Regions from separate parts of the Homo sapiens genome. Here region 2 is linked to region 1. The links are chromatin contacts, found by POLR2A ChIA-PET in ENCODE. All regions are on one chromosome and are shown on one strand. Each heading gives the region's core, a stretch centred on a gene start or an enhancer-like site at or near the end of the contact. The rest is flanking DNA. Distances are from core to core; before and after follow the strand shown.

Region 1 (3,607 bases), core at 1-2,500:
CTGCCCCTCCGAGCTCACCGTTGTGGGTTTCCACCATTAGCACGCGGGTGACCTCCTTGGCGTAGTAGTCGGCCTCAGGCTCGGGCTCCGGTTCTGCACTCTCCCCGGCCACCCGGTCGCGGGTGCTGTTGTACAGGGCGAGCACGGCCTCGGGCAGCGGGCCGGGCGGCACCTCCCCCTGGCTCGGGGGGCTGGCGAGCCGCAGCTTGGACAGGATCTGGCCGCGGATGGCCTCGATGCGCTTCCGCTTCACCAGCTCCATGTCGATAGTCTTGCAGGTGGATAGTCCCGCGGCCGGCCGGCCAGGCGTCAGCACCAGTAGCCACAGCAGCGGTAGCAGCAGCGGCAGCAGCCGCAGCCCGGAGGGCGGCATGGGGGAGGCGGCGCCCCCCGGCACTGCCGAGAGCGCGAACAGGGCTGGTGTGGTGGGGAGGCCCCGCCCCTGCAGGGGCTGGGGGTCTCCCGGCAAAAGGTAGGAGGGCCTCGAGGGAAAGCTGAGGTCCTCAGGGAGAAGGGCGCAGTGGTGGAGGGGAGGCTTGGACCGGGGGTGTCTCAGTATCCCACGGAAATAACCTAGATGGGCGCGATCTGGTACCAGAAGGTGGGTGGTCTTGAATAGGGGATCTGTGGCAGGTCGGAGAGAGATCCGTCTCCTGGAGGAGAAAGGGTCTAGGATGCGCGGGGGCTCAGGAGACAGGCCGGGGATGAAGGCGGCGTGCAGGGGGTGCGCCCGAGGTCTGGGGAAAAGTCTTTGCGGGAGGCCGGGTCGGCGACTCCCGAGGGCTGGTCCGGAATGGGGGCGCCTGAGGGACGCCGTGTAGGGGGCAGGGAGGGAGCAAGCGTCCCCGGCGGCAAAGGGAGGCGGTCTGGGGTCCCCAAGTCCTGCCTCCTCGCGGGGCAGCGTCGCGCCAAGAGGTCCCCGCGCCTCCGGCTCCCAGCGGCAACGGAAAAGTCTCAAAAGTTTTTTTCCTCTTCTCCCGACCAGCTCGTCCCTCCTCCCGCTCCTCCTCCCCCTCCTCCCCGCAGTGGCGGGGGCGGCGGCGGCTCGTCTCAGACTCTGGGGCCTCAGGCTGCTCCTCGGCGACTCCTTCCTCCGCTCCGGGCCGAGGCCGGCCCCGCGGGCGGCTCAGAGCCGGGGGGGTGCCCCGGACGGGGCGTCCCCCCTGCCCCCGGCCGGGGCCCTCGCTGTCTGGCTGCTCCGCGGAGGGAGGTGGGAGGGAGATGGCCCAGGGCGCGAAGGGCGGCGGCGGCGGGGACCGGCTGGGTCGGCAGGGGGTTTTGAAGCCGCCCCCGGCCCCACCCAGGAAGCGCACGGGGCGGGAGCGGGGGCGGCCCCCAGGGGGAGGGCATGGGGGGGCTGGGCCACCGTCCTCATCTCGCGTGGGCGGGCTCCGAGGGGGGTCCCTTCAGCCCTGGGGGAAAGGGGGCGGGCACCCCGGCTCCGCCCCGCAAACAGGGTGCTGCCTCCTGGCGGCCAAGCGCCACCAAAGCGGGTGATCCAGATGCGCTGTGGCTTTGCGGGCGGTGTGGGTCACCAGAGAAAGAGGACCAGGCGGAGAAGGCTTAATCCGGGGGATGAGACACAGGGGAGCCGACCAGAGGAGGGGGACCCAGAACGGAAGGAGAGTCAGGCTGGGAAACAAGGTAGGAGAAGAGGGTCTGTCAACATGGGGGCCTCCGGAGGGTGTCAGTGGGAGGAGGGGGCAACAGGACACCTGAAGGATGGAAGGGTCAGGAGGCAGACACCTGTAAGAATTGCTCTCCTTTACTGAGCACCTCCCATGTGGCTAAGCAGCCTCCTGTCACTCAACACCCTGCGACCCCATACATTTACTGTCCCCAATTTACAGATAGGGAAACTGGGCCCAGAGGGACCCCGAGGTCCTAGAAAGGACAGAAGCGGTGCCATGCCTTAGCTGGGGTCAGCTCTGACAGTCTCTAGAGTCTGTGCTCTTGACCACTGTGCCATCCTCCCCCATCACTGGGTGTCCGGGGTGTGGATGGTGGTGACGTTGGAGGCAGAGTCCCTCAGCACTCCACGCCGTAGCGGTCGAAGTTGCGGAGCAGCAGGCCGATCTCCAGGTGCACGGTGCCACCAGCAGCTGTGTGCAGGCGATAGCGGTCGGCCCCACTGTAGATGGTGTCCCCATGCAGCAGCTGCGGCCCACCACCCACGAAAGCCCGTGCCAACTGTTCTCGCCAACTGCCCAGGGGCCGCCACGTGGGGCAGGCCAGCTGGTGGGTGCCCGGGCTACTGGGCACATGGCAAAATCCATAGCCTGCAAGCTGGCAGCGGCCAAAGCTGTCCTGGGACCACACCTGGAAATGGAGCCGGGGCCAGCCTGCAGGAAAGGAGAGAGAGGGGAAAGGAGGGATGGGTGGGGACCAGACTCCTGCTGATTCCCCACTCCCTGATACTCACTGGAGACCCCAGGCCCAGTCTTTTCCTCTCTGGGTTTCTGTCCCAGAGTTTCCAACCCAGCCTCCTTTCTAGGCTCCCACCGTCTTATCTATCCCCACACAGCAGCCAAAGTGATCTTTCCAAATCCATGTTACTCCCCTGCTAAGGATCCTTCCATAGCTCCCCAGTGCCCTCAGTATAAAGTCCAACCTCTTCAACATTCAAGGCCCTTCTAATCAGACCTCTGCTGAATTTCCTCTCTGTGTTATCCTCCTCCATGACCCCATGTCAGGGCAGCCCATTGCTCCTCCAGTCCCCAGGTAACCATCATGGGCCTTGTCAGGGACACCTCCTGCCTTCCCTCATGTCCCTGCCCTGCTCTCTTTGGGCCCAGGGCCTTCTTTCTTGCCCCTCTCTAATCCACCTTCCACCTGGCATCTGGAAGCATCTTTCTCTCCTTCCATAGCTTTGCCCATGTCCTCAGAACACAGTTCAGCTCCTCAGTCTGGTAGTCAAAGCCCTTGGAGATCCAGCCCCATCTCATCTCATGCTGATCCCTTCTCCTGTGCTAGACTCTGTTCTAGCTAGCTGGGGACACGGCAGACATGAACATGGATGGCAGACAAAAATTCCTGCCCCCGTGAAGCTGATATCCTAGACAACGAATGTAGTAAATAAGCAAATTATAGGGTAGATCAGATGGTGGTAATTGCTGTGAGGGAAAACAGAGCTGGGTAGGGTGAGGGTGGGGATACCGCTTTAGCAAGAAGGGGATCAAGGAAGCTTCATTAAGAAGGTGACATTTGAGCAAATGCTAAAAGGAAGGAAGGGAGTAGGCCATGTGGCCATCTAGAGGAAGAGTGCTCCTAGCCAGAGGGAACAGCAAGTGCCAAGGCCCTGGGGGGGGACTGTCTGGTGGGGACAGTATGGCTGGAGCCCAGACGGAGTGTGCCTGGTGGGGACAGCATGGCTAGAGCAGAATGAGGTGGGGAGACGGGAAGGAGGTGCCAGCCTGGTTGTGGAGAGCCTTGTGATGCATGCTAAGACTATGGCTTTCACCCTGAGTGAGATGGGGACCATTGGAGGGTTCTGAGCAGAGCAGAGATGGGACCTGACTTAGGTGTTCACAGGGTCCCAGCTGCATGTGGGGTGCAGACCAGGGGGGTTGGGGAAGGGGACTCCAGAGACAAGATTCTTGTCATAGTC
Region 2 (3,439 bases), core at 231-2,730, 6.9 Mb after region 1:
ACTGCACTCCAGCCTGAAGGACAGAGCAAGAACTTGTCTCAGAAAAAAAAAAAGAAAAAAAGAATAAGAAAAGGAAAAAAATAAAAAAGGAAGGAAGGGAGGGAGGGAGGGGCAGAGAGGGAGAGAGGAAGGGGGGAAGGAAGGAAAGAAAGAAAGAAAGAGAAAGGGAGGGAGAGAGAGAAAGGAAAGAAGGGAGGGAGGGAAGAAAGAGAAAGAAAAAAGAAAGAAGAAAGAAAGAAAGAGAAGAAAGAAGGGAGGGAGGAAGGGAGGGAGGGAGAAAAGGAGGAAGGGAGAGAGAGAAAGAAAAAGAAGAAAGAAAGAGAAAAAAGGAAGGAAGGAGGGAGGGAGAGGAAAAGAAAGAAAGAGAAGAAAGAAAGAGAAAAAAGGGAAAGAAAGAAAAGAGAAAAAAGAGAAAGAAAGAAAGAAAGAAAGAAAAGAAAAGAAGGGCCGGGCGCGGTGGCTCACGCCTGTAATCTCAGCACTTTGGGAGGCCGAGGCGGGCGGATCACGAGGTCAGGAGATCGCTGAAACCCTGTCTTTACTAAAAATACAAAAACTTAGCCAGGGTGGTGGCGGGCGCCTGTAGTCCCAGCTACTCGGAGGCTGAGGCGAGAGAATGGCATGAACCCGGGAGGCGGAGGTTGCAGTGAACCGAGATCGCGCCACTGCACTCCAGCCTGGGCGACAGAGCGAGACTCCGTCTCAAAAAAAAAAAAGAAAGAAAGAAAAGAAAGGAAGGAAGGAAGAAAAAAATCATTTCAAGGGTAGGCGACGGGAGCCTTGCGGTTTAGCCGCTAGTCAACGGATGGGGGGGAGTGGTAGCAAAAACATAAAAATGGGGACAAGAGAGAAACTGGAGACTCCCCAACCTGTCTGTTTCCGCCCTTTTACAGTACTGAGGGGAAAAAAAAGCCTTCTTTCCTTGGGAAATGCAGGAAGCCAGCAAGCGGCCGGAGTCTCCGGAGCCCGCAAGGAGGCGCGTTGGCTGCGCAGAGAGCGCGCTTCCCAGCTGGAGAGCCTAGGAACGGTGGCGCGGGCGGAGGCGACAGCGAGGACCCAAGGCTGGGGTTTCCTGCTTGGATCAGGAGTGCCTGGGGAGTAAGTTCTACAGGAAATGTCAATCTACTGGTCGTGGGGGTCAGACTCTGGGGTCGGGTCGATCGGGTCCCGGGGGCGGGGGGTGGGACGGGGGTGGGCAGGCAGGAGTGCGGGCGCTGGGATCCCCTGCCTGCTCGGCTCCCCTCTCCTCCCCCTGGTCCCTTACACCGTCCATTTTGAGGAAGGGGTCAAGAAGCGAGTACAAAATGTCTGGGCAGGACGAATCTCTGTAGTCGGTCCTTCCTGGCGGCCTCGTTAGGTTGATTTATTTCAACAGTTTGATCCCCATCCTGGTGCAGCTCCGAGACGCTCCTGGGCTGCGCGCGCTTTTGGGCTGCGCCACCGACAGAGACATCTGGAAGCCGGAGCTAGTGGAAGAGTAAGTGTGCCTGAGTGTCCGTACTAAGGGCGGGACCGGGCCGGGGCCCAGGGACTTGAGAGTTGCTGTCTGCAAAAGCCTCATTGTCTCTACCCTTCCGGGAGGAAAGGGGAAGGCACGAATGACCCACGTGTTCAGACCCCGAGCGCGCCCTTCACCTTGGCCCAGGGAGAAGGGCGCTTCCCCCATACCGTGCTGCAGCGTTGCGAAAGCGCCTGTCCCCGGGCTTGGGCAGCAGAGATGCCCGCATGCAGCGGTTGCAGGGGTTGTGTTCTTTGCATCCATGAAAGTATTGGAGCTGGCCGGGCGCGGTGGCTCACGCCTGTAATCCCAGCATTTTCGAAGGCCGAGGTGGGCGGATCACCTGAGGTCAGGAGTTCGAGACCAGCCTGGCCAACATGGTGAAACCCCCATCTCCACTAAAAATACCAAAATTAGCTGGCCGTGGTGGCATGCGCCTGTAATCCCAGCTACTCAGGAGGCTGAGGCAGTAGAATCGCTTGAACCCGGGAGGTGGAGGTTGCAGTGAGCCGAAATCGAGCCATTGCACTCCAGCCTGGGCGACAGAGGGAGACTCTGTCTCAAAAAAAAAAATAAATAATAATAATAATAATAATTAGCCGGGCATGGTGGCGGGCGCCTGTGATCCTAGCTACACGGGAGGCTGAGGCAGGAGAATCGCTTGAACCTGGGAGGTGGAGATTGCAGTGAGCCGAGCGCCTGTAATCCTAGCTACTTGGGAGGCTGAGGCAGGAGAATCGCTTCTACCTGGGAGGTGAAGGTTGCAGTGAGCCGAGATCGTGCCACTGCACTCTAGCCTGGGCGACAGAGCAAGACTCTCTCTCAAAAAAAAAAAAAAAAAAAAAAAAAGTATTGGATTGGAGCCTGTTGTGATGAGGGTGAACTGAAAAGTCCTGGGCAGGGCCAGACGTGCAGGATGCACTGGTTTCTTACGAGAAAGAGCTTTTTTTTTTTTTTTTTTTTTGAGAGGGAGTCTCGCTCTGTCACCCAGGCTGGAGCGCTGTGGCGCGATCTCTGCTCACTGCAAGCTCCGCCTCCCGGGTTCACGCCATTCTCCTGCCTCAGCCTCTCAAGTAGCTGGGACTACAGGCGCCCGCCACCGCGCCCGGCTAATTTTTTGTATTTTTAGTAGAGACGGGGTTTCACCGCGTTAGCCAGGATGGTCTCGAGCTCCTGACCTCGTGATCTGCCCGCCTCGGCCTCCCAAAGGGCTGGGATTACAGGCGTGAGCCACAGCGCCTGGCCAGATAAAGAGCTTTGAGGGTTTGAGTTCCGTGTGCTGAACATGGTCTTTTATGGGAACTGAGACCTCAGCAGAGGAAATATATAAAAAGGACAAGCTGCAAGGAGAGTGGTGTGAAGGTGTCAGGATCAAACCCCACGGTCGGAACAAGATGCATTTTTATCACTAATCCGCTCCGGTGAGGTCTGATTTACTGGAACTCAGGGCAAAGGTGGGAATGTGTTTCATCAGCCAGGTATATCTTCGTCATGGACAATCAGGCAAAAGCCAACCTCAGCCTGCTCACCTGAGCTGACTCACAATGATGCGTTGTTTTTCTTTTTCTTTTCTTTTCTGTTTTTTTTTTTTTTAAACTACTGTCCTGAGCTGATGTGTCTGAGGTTACTAGGGTCAGAACCGGCGCTCCAATTGTATTGGGGAAAGGACGGAATTCAGGGAAACTTAAATTGAAATAGGCGGTTTTATCTTCTTAGGTAGGCTTACAGCTGAGATGCGTGTAATGGGGTTATCATCAGGTGTGGCTGTTTCCTTGGGAACTATAAGGTCAAGATAGACGTGGAATGTTGTGTCTCAAAAACTCTTATTTACAGCTCAGCCCCTGAGTTGCACAGGCTTGCTTCTGTGTCAAAGTGACTTGGATCCCCCAGGCAACAGTGGGGCTTTTCTTTTTTTTTTTTTTTTTTGAGACGGAGTCTCGC

What was found. ChIA-PET counts read pairs that join two places held with the same protein, here RNA polymerase II (POLR2A).
Region 2: POLR2A ChIA-PET joins it to region 1 with 19 read pairs in PC-9. The contact joins the promoter of ZNF114-AS1 here to the promoter of TGFB1 in region 1. POLR2A ChIA-PET finds 5 or more read pairs at or near these places in 2 of 52 experiments (GM10248 and PC-9).

Annotation. Positions count from the first base shown.
Region 1 is chr19:41,352,672-41,356,278 of GRCh38, forward strand. It overlaps TGFB1 (transforming growth factor beta 1), which reads right to left and starts at 1,251. Exons shown (of 7, transcript NM_000660.7): 1 at 19-1,251. The coding sequence starts at 373. B9D2 (B9 domain containing 2) reads right to left here. Exons shown (of 4, transcript NM_030578.4): 4 at 1,746-2,342. The coding sequence ends at 2,029. RefSeq lists silencers at 1-263, 424-503, 804-873, 1,024-1,553 and enhancers at 1,554-1,703, 1,627-2,128.
Region 2 is chr19:48,270,352-48,273,790 of GRCh38, forward strand. It overlaps ZNF114-AS1 (ZNF114 antisense RNA 1), which reads right to left and starts at 1,481. Exons shown (of 3, transcript XR_936008.4): 1 at 1,265-1,481. ZNF114 (zinc finger protein 114) reads left to right here. Exons shown (of 6, transcript NM_153608.4): 2 at 894-1,098; 3 at 1,376-1,477. RefSeq lists enhancers at 971-1,477, 1,478-1,983.